Regions from separate parts of the Homo sapiens genome. Here region 2 is linked to region 1. A link is a loop called in an ENCODE intact Hi-C map of the cell type or tissue named here. Cell type or tissue: heart right ventricle. All regions are shown on one strand. Each heading gives the region's core, and the rest is flanking DNA. Links, peaks and the distances in the headings are about the cores only.

Region 1 (5,000 bases), core at 1-5,000:
TAAGTAAGTTACATTAGTAAGTTAAGTTACAATAATAAACAAGAATGTAAGTTACATACAACAGCATTATATTTATTTCTTTTTTTTTTTTTTTTCCAAGATGAAGTCTTACTTTGTCGCCCAGGCTGGAGTGCAGTGGTACGATCTCGGCTCACTGCAACCTCCGCCTCCCAGGTTCATGCGATTCTCCTGTCTCCTGCCTCTGCCTCCCGTGTAGCTGGGACTAAAAGCGCCTGCCACCACGCCCAGCTAATTTTTTGTATTTTTAGTAGAGATGAGGTTTCACCATGTTAGCCAGGATGGTCTCGATCTCCTGACTTCGGGATCCACCCACCTCGGCCTCCCAAAGTGCTGGGATTACAGGTGTGAGCCATCACACCCAGTCAACAGCATTATATTTCTAAGCCTCAGTTTTCTGTACCATTGGTTTCTCCAAACCTGTAGCACACCACAGCAATGTCTGACAAAGTCACTCTAACCTCAGCCATGAAATCAGAGCATTCCAGCAGAAAAAAACCTCTTTTCAGATAGCTTTCAGAAGCTTTTACCATTTTTACAACTAATATTCAATCTGCCTTCCTAACATCCTAACACCAGGCAGCCTAATACACAGTATGATCTCAGGAAGTAATAACTCACATTTGCAGAGCACTTTACAAAGCACCTTTACAGCATTTGCTGAGAACCTGAAAATTCCACTCTCCTCCTTTTCACTGTCAAATGACATTGCACCAAGGGACTCAAATATGTTTCACGAAAGCAGATCTTTTATTAAAGCTGGCAGACATTTCACTGTCACCAATTCTAGGATCTCCAGAGTGCCATTTGCCATTTGGATAGATTATAAATAGTAACTGACATGATTTACGCAACCAAGGAACACGTAATCTTATTTAGAAATTAAGATTCTCGGTTCCTATATTCTCTTTGAAAATAGCAAGACAGACAGACTTTCACCCGAAGGGAATTTTTTAATTATTATTTTTAACTTTAGAGTACAGAAAGGACACAGAGATACAAAAACGATAAACCTAACTTTTTTTTTTTTTTTTTTTGAGATGGACTTTCACTCATATTGCCCAGGCTGGAGCAACAAGGCTCAATCCAGGCTCACCACAACCTCCACCTCCCAGGTTCAAGCGATTCTCCTGCCTCAGCCTCCTGAGTAGCTGGGATTACAGGTGCCCGCCACCACGCCTGGCTAATTTTTTTGTATTTTTAGTAGAGACTGGGTTTCACCATGTTGGTGACTTTTAAAGTATAACATCAAGCATATATTTAAACGTCCCACAAACTGCTGTATAGTTTTCATATCACTCTTGAGTGGATGTGGGAAAAAAAAATTATTGAAAAGAAAAATGACAGAAGGTAAACAATGATTTAGTTACAAATGACTTTTTTCTTTATATCATTCTGTATCCTCCAAATATCATACACCGAACATGTATTATACTTTTGTAAGGAGAAAAAGATTAACTGTCTTTTTTTAGTATACATTAATTATCTCTTTAAAAAGATTAGCCAGGCACGGTAGGTCACGCCTGTAATCCCAGCACTTTGGGAGGCTGAGGCGGGCGGATCACCTGAGGCTAGGAGTTTGAGACTAACCTGGCCAACATGGCAAAACCCCGTCTCTACTAAAAATACAAAAATTAGCTGGGCGTGGTGGCAGTCGTCTGTAATCCCAGCTACTCAGGAGGCTGAGGCAGGAGAATCGCTTGAATCGGGAGGCGGAGGTTGCAGTGAGCCAAGACTGTGCCATTGCACTCCAGCCAGGGTGACACAGTGAGGCTGTCTTCTAAAAAAAAAAAAAAAAAATTAAGAGTATTTTCTTCAGTGTGCCCTCCGTGGTAGAAAAAAAAAGAAAAGATTTTCCTGATGCTTACTATAAAAACTTCCTTTTCATCAAATCAGTGCTAGCATTCCAAAACCGGCGAGATCCCCACATTACAAAAAGAGCAACGGCTGCTTCACACTGAACCGCACCCGTCGCTAGCACCCTTTCATTATCTCAAGCATGTAATTCCTTCCAAGGACAGCAGGGGGCACTCTGTGACCCTTTAAAAGCCAACCCTTGACTCCACTCCCGGTGTCTTCCACTCCAGCTCTTAAGAAAGCCATGACAGATAATAACTCGATACTCATATCTAACAATACAAAATTAAGCATCTGGTAATGTTGACAGTTATGAAGCCTACTCGGTCAACAAACAACAAACAGTTTAATTAAAGAATCCATTACACAGATTACAATTATCTCAACTACTCCAACCCCAAGACATTTTTACAAAAGCAATTTAATTTACATAAGCAAGTCTGACAAGGTCAACAGGAGAAAGCTCAGGAAGTCTGGAAAACATATAAAGACATAAATCATACTCAATCTAATTAAAATCAGTCTGATTTCACTATCACCAAAACTCCTCACCAAAACAAACAAACAAACAAATGAAAGAAACAGTTAACTGAATGTCCTCAATAATCAAATCAGCTTTGCTAATAGCCTAATGCTGTATGCACCTATAGACTGTGGACCTGCTTTTGTTTTTTATTTATAGGATTTAGATATTAAAATGCACTCAAACCCACATCAATAACAGACAGGAGTAAGCCGTCCACTGATTTCATGTGGGGCACAGTGAGCCCTCCTGGGAAAACACCAGCCCATGACGAAAACAGCAAGCAGCTCTAGGCAGCAAAGTCTCTCTAGGGAAAACACAGCAATAGGTGGAGTGCCTCCTGATGACTGAAACCATCCCTTCACTCACCCAGGAGAAAAGCCATTACTTTATGCACCCAAGGGAATACAAAGATCACTAAATGCTGTAAAAAGCCACTCCATCAGCAAGCTGATTACCAAGAGCCACAGCTCCAATAGAAAGACGCTCCCGGACATCTCGTCTGACATTATTTAGTGAACGTTTTGTTTTCTGTTGTTCTAAAATGCCAACTTGGGAGAGCAACAGAGAAAATGTAATATAAAAACACAGCATGCTATCTCCTTGACAACCTAAAATGCAGTAACTTAAATGAAGTGAGATCTCTGGAACACTGGCTATGACACTTATTTGGACAATATTTTCACATATTCATTTAGGCACTCATTGTTTCCAACAAAGAGACTATGACTAAGGATTTCATTCAACTTGATATATCAGAAAATAGAGTAAAATGTCAAGGGAAACAGAAAGGGAAGGAAAGCTGAAAGTTTGGACATTGGATTATATTATTTCATATTTAATTTTTCAGTTTATACGATTATGTAATTTCAGGTAACAGACCAGTGAAAGAAAAGAGAATAGCAAAAGCTTTAGCAAAATTTAGCTACAAGATAACACAAAGCAAGGGAGGTAACATCTGTCCCCAGCATCGCCTTTAAAGGAACACCTTGCCAAGTTATTTACATTAGCAGAAGAAGCTGTTTTCCCAGAGCTCGGCATAATTAAAGCTCAGCCACCACCATCTGAGGTGCTTGAATATATCTGCTGTGACTTGCCTCTCCCTGAGGAGCTGTAGCTGAAACCGATTTGCTAGTTTCATCAGTTCAGTCAGGAACACATCATCCTCTCTGAACTCCAGCTCATCTGTATAGATCCAGCGAAGCATTGTCATCGTCACCTCAGGATTAGCATCTGGTTAAAGAAAGAGAGAACAACTGAAAAAGCATAGAATGACATGCTTAGACTTTCTCAAGGGATCCCTAAAATTTGAGGCTAATAAAGTAAATGACAGTATACCCAACTTAAAGGAATATTACACAGTCATTAAAAATGGGGACTCGGCCGGGTGCAGTGGCTCACGCCTGTAATCCCAGCACTTTGGGAGGCTGAGGCGGGCAGATCACGAAGTCAGGAGTTCGAGACCAGCCTGACCAACATGCTGAAACCCCATGTCTACTAAAAATACAAAAAAAATTAGCCGGGCCTGGTGGCGTGCACCTGTAATCCCAGCTACTCGGGCTGAGGCAGGAGAATCGCTTGAACCCGGGAGACGGAGGTTGCAGTGAGCAGAGATTGAGCCACTGCACTCCAGCCTGGGTGACAGAGGGAGACTCCGTCTCAAAAAAAAGGTGACTCAGCAGTCTGGGCAACATCTGACTAAACTTTCGCAGTGGGCAGTGAGTGAGGAAATAAACCTACTAAAGATATGTCGAATAAATTGGGGAAAATATTTGAAACATATGACAAAGAATTAACATTATTTTTTTTTTCTTTTTGAGACAGGGTCTCACTACGTCACCCAGGCTGGAATGCAGTGGCACAATCATGCCTCACTGAAGCCTCGAACTCCCTGGGCTCAAGTGGTCCTTACACCTCAGCCTCCCGAGTAGCTGGGACCGCAGGTGCATGCTAGCATACCAGGTTAATTTTTGTATTTTTTGCAGAGACGGTTTCACCATGTTGCCCAGGCTGGTCTCGAAATCCTGGGCTCAAAGAATCCAACTGCCTCGGCCTCCTAAAGCATTAGGATTACAGGCGTGAGCCGCTTCACCCAGCCTGAGTTAACATTCTTTATGATAAAAAGACCTTACAAATAAAAATAAAAAGACGGATACCCAATGGAAAAATGGGCAATGGATACAAATAGGTAATTCACAAAGATAAATAATGGCTAGTAAACCTTACTGATAACCAAATACAAACTGAAATCAGAGTACATTTTTTTATCTCTCAGACTAGCAAAGATTTTTTAAAGAACATAACCTTTCACACAGCAACTACATATGTAGACATTATCCAAAGAAAATAACTGGACAGATAAAGAAAAATGTACTAAGATGCTCAGCACAATATTATTAATGAAGAACTAGAACAAAAATCGTAAGAGTCCAACAATGGAGAACTAATTAAATAAATTACAATATACATACACACTGAACAAATGCAATGAAAACTAGATAGATATATATTCAACATAAGATATTTACTACATAGGCTTTTTGAAAAGTAGGCTAAAAATACTTGTATAAGATCTCATTGGCTGGGTACAGTGGCTCACGCC
Region 2 (8,538 bases), core at 2,127-7,126, 410 kb after region 1:
ATCACAACTTTGGTTAAATTGATAGTGTTTTTATTTTAATCACTATGCAAATAATATTCAACTCAAAATGTTCCTCAACTCTTACGGTCTCCCCAAAACCTGCAGAGGTGGTTTTAAAACATATCTGCAGATTCTCGGACTCTCCTCTCATCAAGACAGGGAATCTGATTCCCTCCCGCCTTGCACATGGTGGCTGAACTCTAAGGAACACAGTGCCGCTGAAGTGACGCTGTGTTGCTTCTGACGCAGGTCTCACAGCACGATACAACTTCCCTCTCATTTTAGGACCTGAGCCTTTGGAGCCCTGGACTACCATGCAGGAAGCCACCAGCCACCATGCTGGAGAGATCATGTGCAGAGACCACGTAGAGAGAGGCCCAAGGAGCCCCTCCTAGTCCATCCTTGAGCTCTAAGTGTCTTCTAGTAGACGCACCAGACATGTGAGCGAGGAGGCCTTTGAGATGACTCTAGCCCCAACCACCGAGTGAGACCTGCCTATCTGAGCCCAGTCAACTGCCAGGGTCACCAGAGCTGATAATAATCAATGATTGTTGTTTTATGTCTGTAAATTGACGTTGGTTCAGTAACAGGTGATGGGAACATTGTTCCAACTGTGGTCTCCTCATCTCATTTGACTGCAGCTTCATCCCTCCAGCTGCTCAGGCCATCTTTGATTTCTCTCTTTCTTTCATACCTCGCATTCTGTATGTCAAGGAATATTTGGCTCTGCCTTCAAAATATCCAGAATCCAATCACTTCTCACCACCTCCAATGCTTCCACCCTGGTCCAAGCCACCATCATCCAATGGGGCCATCAGTATGGTCTTTCCCCTGGATCACTGCAGTGGCCTTCTGACTGCAATAGCATCCTACTTCCACCTAGTCCCTCCTACCATTTATTCTCAACACATAGGCAGAATTATTCTGCCAACATGTAAGTCAGATCATGTCACTCTTCGGCACAAAACACTGCAGCAGCTCCCATCTTGCTTACAGTCAATGCCCGAGTCCTCACAATGTCCTGACCCTTCTTGTCTCTCTGACCTCACTGCCTAGTCTCCTGCCCCTCTCCAGTTCTGCCGCAGCCCCACTCTTCTTGTTAGTCCCTGAATGCATTAGGCTCACTTCTACTTTAGGCCCTTTGCATGAGCCATACTCTTCATTTATTCCTGGAATTTATCATTACTTTTTGTTTGTCATTTGCCTATTATTCTATGTGGCAATTGCTCATTTTTTCCCCAAGTGCTTTCATGTTTCTGGATACTATTTTCCGTATCCTCAAATGTGTCATTTTCTTTGATTCCTTGGGTGCCTCACTCCTGGTGCCTGCCATCCTGCTCCCCTCTGGACTGGTAGCTCTCTATCCACTATCATCCTGGCATTTCTCTTCAATGCTGTTCAGCATTGAATCCCATGACTTCTAGTTCCACATTATTTTTTTTAGTTTACTTTCTCATTTTGTGGGTGCACATCCTGCAGTAGCCACTTAAGAGAGGACATACATGTGAGGTAAAATTTGACTCCTTGCATGTCTGAGATGCTTTTATTCCACCTTCCTATTTCATTGATCATCTGGTTACAAGTATTCTCAGCTGAAAATCATTTTCACACAGAAGCTTGAAGGCATTGTTTTCTTTCAGTGTGGCTATTTAGAAGTCCAAGGCTGATACCTGATCTTTCGTATGTTTTTCTCTCTCAGGGAGCTTTAGAAGTCTATTCTTTATTCTGGGTATTCTGAAATTTGTGATGATGCACCTTGGGGTGGGCATTTAGTTGGGCCTCTCAATCTGGAGACTCACATCTTTCAATTTTGTGAAGTGGTATTATTTTTACTCTCACTCTCTCTCCTCTATTTTCTCTTTATAGAATTTCTATTAGCTGGAAATTGGACTTCCTAGAGTGGTCCTCATTCTTATATTTTTTCAATTATTATTATTTTTAAATCTCTGTTTATTTTTGTTCTACTTTATCTTCCACCAAACTTGCTTTTAAATATTTTATTCTTACTCTTCTTTTGAACAATTTCCAAAATTTCATTTTTGTTTTTTCATTAATTCCTTTAAAAGTAACATCCAAAATAGAGAATAAAGCATCTAACTCTTGTTTAATGGATATAACATCTTACTTTACTTTTCTGAAGAAATTATCAGATTTTTTTTTCATTTTTTTTCTACTCCTTCCATCGTCTCTGCTTTCTCCAAATTCCTTTATCCTATTTGTCTGGATCCGTCTCTTCCAAGCTGGAGGCTGTCTTTAAACATTAGGTGATCCTGGGCTGCCTGTTCTTGTCTAAGTGTGACTCACTAAACACAGGAGTGGGAACTCTGAGTGAGTGGGTGAGGCTTGTCCATAGAAGGACTTACAACAAGGTCATTGGATAGCAAACTGGCTTCTTTCTTTTCTTTTTCTTTCTTTCTTTCCTTCCTTCTTTCTTCTTTCTTTTCTTTCTCTCTTTCTCCTTCCTTCCTTCTTTCTTTCTTTCATTCTTTCTTTCTTTCTTTTTATGGGATTTTGCTCTTGTTGCCCAGGCTGGAATGCAATGGTGCAATCTCGGCTCACTGCAACCTCTGCCTCCCCGGTTGAAGTGATTCTCCTGCCTCAGCCTCCTGAGTAGCTGGGATTACAAGCAGGTGCCACCAGGCCTGGCTAATTTTGGTTCTTTTTTTTTTTTTTTTGGTAGAAATGGGGCTTCACCATGTTGGTAAAGCTGGTTGGTAAAGCTGACCTCAGGTGATCCACCTGCCTTGGCCTCCCAAAGTGCTGGGATTACAGGGGTGAGCCACTGCGCCCAGCCCAAACTGGCTTTCAAATTGGGGCAGGACTCCAAGATGTCAGAATGTGGAGGTCTTTTCTCTGGAGCCATTCAGTTATCCAGAGACAATGTGTCAAATCTCCTACTGGCAGTGGGGGTGGGGAGGCAAGCAATGGGTGTAGGAGAGAGCTGGGGTGCACCTGCTGTAGGAGGAGGAAGGGGGTCCATCCTCCCCCTATACAGGCCACGTAGCCCCCCTGTTTTTAGTCCCATGCCTCATGTCCACCTTCTGTAGATTTGGATCTCCCCGTCCTCAGCACCTAGAGTTCTACAAGACCACCCCGCTTCTGCTTATTAGTTTCCTCATCTGCAGGGAGCCAGGTAGTGATCCCCAGCTCTGCCATGTCAGCTCCTGCTCCTCTCCCTTTTCCAGATATTTGTGGGACTCTCTCATCCATGTTCATCTCTTCCCTCATTTTATCTCCTTATGAGTTTATATATTCTTGATTCCTTTATTGCCATTTCAGTGGAGTTTTGGAAGGGGGAAGTGAGCAATCTGCCATGCTTACTCAGAAGTGGGCTGCACTTTAAAAACAAAGTTGGCTGCATTGCTCAAAGATGAGGGAGGGTTTAGGAAAACCAATTCGTGTGCAAGACATGCTTTCTCATGCATATATGTACGCAGGCCTTACATGATGAAACTCCTGTGAGAGGGGCCAGCCTGTGAAATTCCCAGATAGTGAACATAAGCCCCACCTCACTGAATTGCTATGAGGACTAAATGAGCTAACACAAGTAAAATGCTTAGCACAGGGCCTGGCATTTGAATTCTCAAGGGATAGCAGTGATGATTATTCGGATAGTTTTGGGATGAACTTGACTAAGGGCTCTGGGGATTTAGGGGAACTTCTCTCTGTCCTCTTCTGTGGCCTGGAGGAGGAAGCACCTTCTGCAGGCTTCTCCTGGGAACCCCACCAGCTTGTGGATCTCAGAGCTCTTTGGAGTTTGAGAAGGCAATGGGGAAATCCCTCTGGTCTTGGCCACTCTGACACTGCATAATTGGCATAAATGGGGCATCCCAGCTCAGCCTGGAATGTTCTCGTTTCTTGGCATGAACCTGTCTTTTTGCAAACACAGTCACTTTGCGTCTGTCCCATCAGCCGTCTTCCAAAGGTTTCTTCTACCCAGTCCCGCCATACACATCGTTTTCAATATTAAAGTCACTCTTTAATTTGTAACAAAGAGATATGGGTTCTAGTTCTGTCTTTGCCACCAATTGCCTAGAAATAGCTCAAACTTGGGATCTAGATTTGATCTGCCCGGTTTGAATCCCGACTTTGCATCTGCCATCGATGAGCCGTGCGTGTCCCACGGGCAAACACTCAGTCCTCTATGGGCCTTGGTTTAATGAAGATAATAATAGTTCCTAACTCATAGAGCTATCATGGGGCTGAAAGAAATAATCCATGTAAAGCGCCCAGCCTGGTACTCAGAGTTCAGATAAAGCTGGCTGTAAGGATTACTATCTTTCCCAATTTAAACTCTCCCGCAAACTTCGTAGCTCCAGGCACAACTGGAGGTGAGGACTCAGGCATATAAAGCTTTTCCAGGGGCTGAGGCAGAGGAAATGTGATCTCCTGGATTTTGTTTGTAGCTTCTACTAGACCACATAGCAACCGAGCAACATAGCAACGAACGAAAGCAATTCCATTTAATTCCAAGTCAAGCAACTTACTTTTTCAAAAGTATGTCATTCCTACTTGAAAAAACCAATCTTCCTGAGTAGTCATCATGTCATAGAGACAAACACTTTATGGTAAAAATGCGATTTGATTTTGTTTCTGCTCAAACAGGTTCTCATCACAATCTTTTGTTTGTTTGTTTGTTTGTTTGTTTTTTGAGACGGAGTATTGCTCTTGTTGCCCAGGCTGGAGTGCAGTGGCGCGATCTCCGCTCACTGCAACCTCCGCCTCTGGGGTTCAAGCAATTCTCCTGCCTCAGTCTCCCCAGTAGCTGGGATTACAGGCATGCGCCACCAAGCCCGGCTAATTTTTTTGTATTTTTAGCAGAGACGGTGTTTCACCACGTTGGTCAGGCTGGTCTCAAACTCCCAACCTCAGGTGATCCTCCCGCCTCGGCCTCCCAGGGTGCTGAGATTACAGGTGTGAGCCACCGCGCCCGGTGCTCATCACAAATTTTAAAACTGTTCACAAATGTTTTCCTCTGCTCTTCCGAGCCTACTGTTTTATAAACGAGTTACTATACTGCCCTCTCGTGGAACATAATGATTTCTGTGAGTCTAAGTCCGCTTGGATTTTTTTTTTTTTTCTTTTTGAGATGGAGTCTCACTCTGTCACCCAGGCTGGAGTGCAGTGGCACGATCTCAGCTCACTGCAACCTCCACCTCCCGGGTTCAAGTGATTCTCCTGCCTCAGCCTCCTGAGTAGCTGGGATTACAGGCACCTGCCACCATGCCCAGCTAATTTATGTATTTTTAGTAGAGATGGGGTTTCACCATGTTGACCAGGCTGGTCTTGAACTGCTAGCCTCAAGTGATCCACCCGCCTCGGCATCCCAAAGTGCTGGGATTACAGGCATGAGTCACTGCGCCCAGCCATCCTTGCTTAGATTTGAAATAGGACTCCCATTTATAATTTATCATTCATAGTATTAGGCTCATCGGAAAGTATGCTTTATCCACATATTTCACAAAACTCTTTTAAAAATTAATTATGATTTCATTTTCAGTTGTTCGAACTTGGATACTTTATGTTCACTGATTCTGTCTTCCTACAGCGATTCTAGCTGATGGGTATGTCAATTCTGCTCCTCGAGCTTCCTCTGGGTTCAGAGGGCTACTCATAAATTAGTCCACAGCAATTCAGGCATAGTGGGGACAGCAGGCCACAGGCCAATTGTTCTGCAGGGGTTGCGGTTAGAACTCAAGGAAACTGCCTGAAAGCCTCCTTTGTGCCAGCTCCTGTCCAGCCTCACCCTAGCTGGAGGTGCTGATGATCCTAAAGAGGATCACAACATGCCACCCCCAAAATATGCTACCTCGGCAAAAGAATAATTTGAGCTATAGACAATGAAGAAACAACAGATGCAGTAAAAGTTCTCTGTCCTCCCTTATCTGCCTAAATGCAGGACCTAAATTTTGCTTTGAGGAAGATGCCCCTCTGTACCCAGAAGAAAGAGAGTGACTCTTATCACCAGTGACAGGAGTTGCATTGAGAAGAGTCTACATAAACAAACAAATGGAAGAGAGATAACTGTTCTCGTCCATTAATTTCTCCCATATATTCCTAAACACTTTCTTACAGTTTATTACCCCGGAAGCCCAAACATTCTTTTCTTTATTCAGTCACTTCTCTATAACCTATCACCCTTTGCTCAAATAGTATATAATTTCTCAAGTCTAAACACTTATTGGAGTTTTCTACTTCTTTTTGTGAAGCTCCTGTACCCATAAAACATTAACATCCGTAAAATTTGTATCCTTTTTCTCTTGTTAATCTGTGTTCTGTCAGTTTAATTTGCAGGTCCCCAGCAATAGAACATAAGAGAATATGGGATAAAGGTTTCCTCCCCTCTAATCCCAGGTGTGGAGTTGGTCGGCGGAGGGGCAGGAGGAGGGTCAGCAGCCTTCATGCCCCTTTCCAGGAGAGCTTCTTGCAGTTGGTTCGGCTCTTGAAAGTTACTCACCTGCTTCAGCAACTGCAGCTGCTGTACCCGACAAATGGCAAAAGACAAGACACCAACCACACGAGATCCCAGTGCGCACATTACCTGCCTCATCTTGACTTTCAGGTGGCTTTATGTGCCTATGCAGTGTTGCAATGTTAATCCTCAAGGGTGAAATCCAAGCTGGTTTATCCGCAGAGCTACCAGGGCCAGTGGTGATGGTGAGCAACGAGGCACCAAATTTCTTCTCCTAAAATACAGAGGATCTGTTCAACACACTCGCAGTCACAGCACAAAAAGCTATTCTGTATTAGGTCAGCAAAGGAAACCAGTCCAAGTGCAAAGGCAATTTTAGATCTATGTCCTGTTTCCTGTGGAAACGCGAAACTAAAGGGAAGCTCACTGGTAGGACAGAGCGAGCACCCGTGAAGGTGCAGCCTTTTTTAAACTTAAGTTCTGATTCAGCGGCGGGTCCTGCGAATCCATCCTTTAACAAGCATCCCCTGCGGGAGGGGCTCTGATGCAGAGTGTAGGAGGGCTGCCTGTATTCCGAGAAACACTGGATGGTGTCTGCCACGATTCAATAGCAGACATTATTACAGTTATTGGGAGACAACAGGCTGTGCCAAATAGTAAAATAAGAATAAATATATTTACATTTCCCAGGGTTTGGCCCAATCAGACTGCTTGGCTCACATAAATGCCAGCACATAGATATTTGCAAACAATAAACATATGTTTAGCATCCTAAACTCTACTTTGAAATAAAACATTAAGGAAGTCATTATTTATGCAATTAGTAAGCCCATAATTAACACTGAAAACAACAATAATTAACATAATTTTTACTATGCAATACTAATTTTAAAATACCTTTCACAACTCAAGGGATCAGGCAGTTGTTCAAATTTTTGTAGAAGGCCTGGCTTACACCAGCATCCATGACCATCTTCCTTTCTTGGAAACTAGACCTTCAGATCTTATTAATGTGTTTGATAATTTCATCATAAAGAGCAAATACAAATGCGATGTGCAGACATACTCTGCCATAGTGCGAAATCGTTCTTTGTAAAAGTTTGTTCAATACAAACTTTATATGAAAAAAAATTGCCCTTCAAGAAAAAAAAAAAAAGCCCTCAAAAGTTTTTCATGGAAGCCCCTGGTATTTGCATTGGGAAATATGATCCAGTTGAAACATATATTTTTAATTTTTTTGCTCATTAACTTAAAAAAAGATTACTGAATGCCTATTTTGTTACAGATACTCTTCTCAGTGTGGGCCTAGCACCGTCCTTAAAGCAACCTTCAGTGAACATAATATATAGATATATAGATATATAGATATTTTTTTTGAGATGGAGGGTCTCTCTTGTTACCCAGGCTGGAGTGCAATGGCACGATCTCAGCTCACCACAACCTCCACCTCTCGAGTTCAAGCAATTCTGCCTCAGCCTCCCGAGTAGCTGGGATTACAGGCATGCACCACCATGCCCGCCTAATTTTGTATTTTTAGTAGAGATGGGGTTTCTCCACGTTGGTCAGGCTGGTCTTGAACTCCCGGCCTCAGGTGATCCGCCCGCCTTGGTCTCCCAAAGTGCTGGGATTACAGGCGTGAGCCACTGCCCCCAGCCAGGAAATATTATTTTTAAAGTCTGAAATCCAAAATTGCTTTCAAGGTGAATAAAAGGATTTTAAAAGATTGTAATGATTTTATTTCTGTGATGATCATTGAGTGTAAATTTTACATTCTCTATCAGGAAATCCATCTAAGACTTCAATAGAAGTGAAAAAATATATAGTTTTTTAGTCTGTGATTAAGGGGAACTATTTCATGGGATGAGAACTGATATAGGCCAGGCACGGTGGCTCACACCTGGAATCCCAGCACTTTGGGAGGCCGAGGCAGGCGGGTCACCTGAGGTTGAGAGTTCAAAACCAGCCTGGCCAACATGAAATCCCATCTCTACCAAAAATACAAAAAATTAGCTGGGTGTGGTGGCGGGCACCTGTAATCCCAGCTACACGGGAGGCTGAGGCAGGAGAACCCGGGAAGCAGAGGTATCAGTGAGCCAAGATTGCGCCACTGCACTACAGCCTGGGCA

What was found. A loop is a pair of places that touch in the nucleus more often than their neighbours do. Peaks named below come from ENCODE experiments on the same cell type or tissue, not always from the same donor. Only the 100,000 strongest peaks of a DNase experiment are listed, where the experiment ranks them.
Region 2: it touches region 1 in a loop (2.8-fold over the local background); 10 of 110 quality-filtered maps call a loop at or near these places.

What each region holds. Positions count from the first base shown.
Region 1 is chr17:4,213,488-4,218,487 of GRCh38, forward strand. ANKFY1 (ankyrin repeat and FYVE domain containing 1) reads right to left here. Exons shown (of 25, transcript NM_001330063.2): 4 at 3,496-3,631. Among named protein-coding and RNA genes, the nearest start is that of ANKFY1, 48 kb to the right of the region's middle. In heart right ventricle, for the core only: a CTCF peak has its summit at 2,034 (motif pointing right); a DNase peak (open chromatin) is centred at 2,034; H3K4me3 peaks cover 470 bases; H3K27ac peaks cover 3,020 bases.
Region 2 is chr17:4,621,122-4,629,659 of GRCh38, forward strand. It overlaps LOC105371498 (a long non-coding RNA gene), which reads right to left. Exons shown (of 3, transcript XR_001752766.3): 2 at 6,542-6,686. Among named protein-coding and RNA genes, the nearest start is that of LINC01996, 15 kb to the left of the region's middle. In heart right ventricle, for the core only: CTCF peaks have their summits at 5,017 (motif pointing left) and 5,218; no DNase peak of the experiment used is centred there.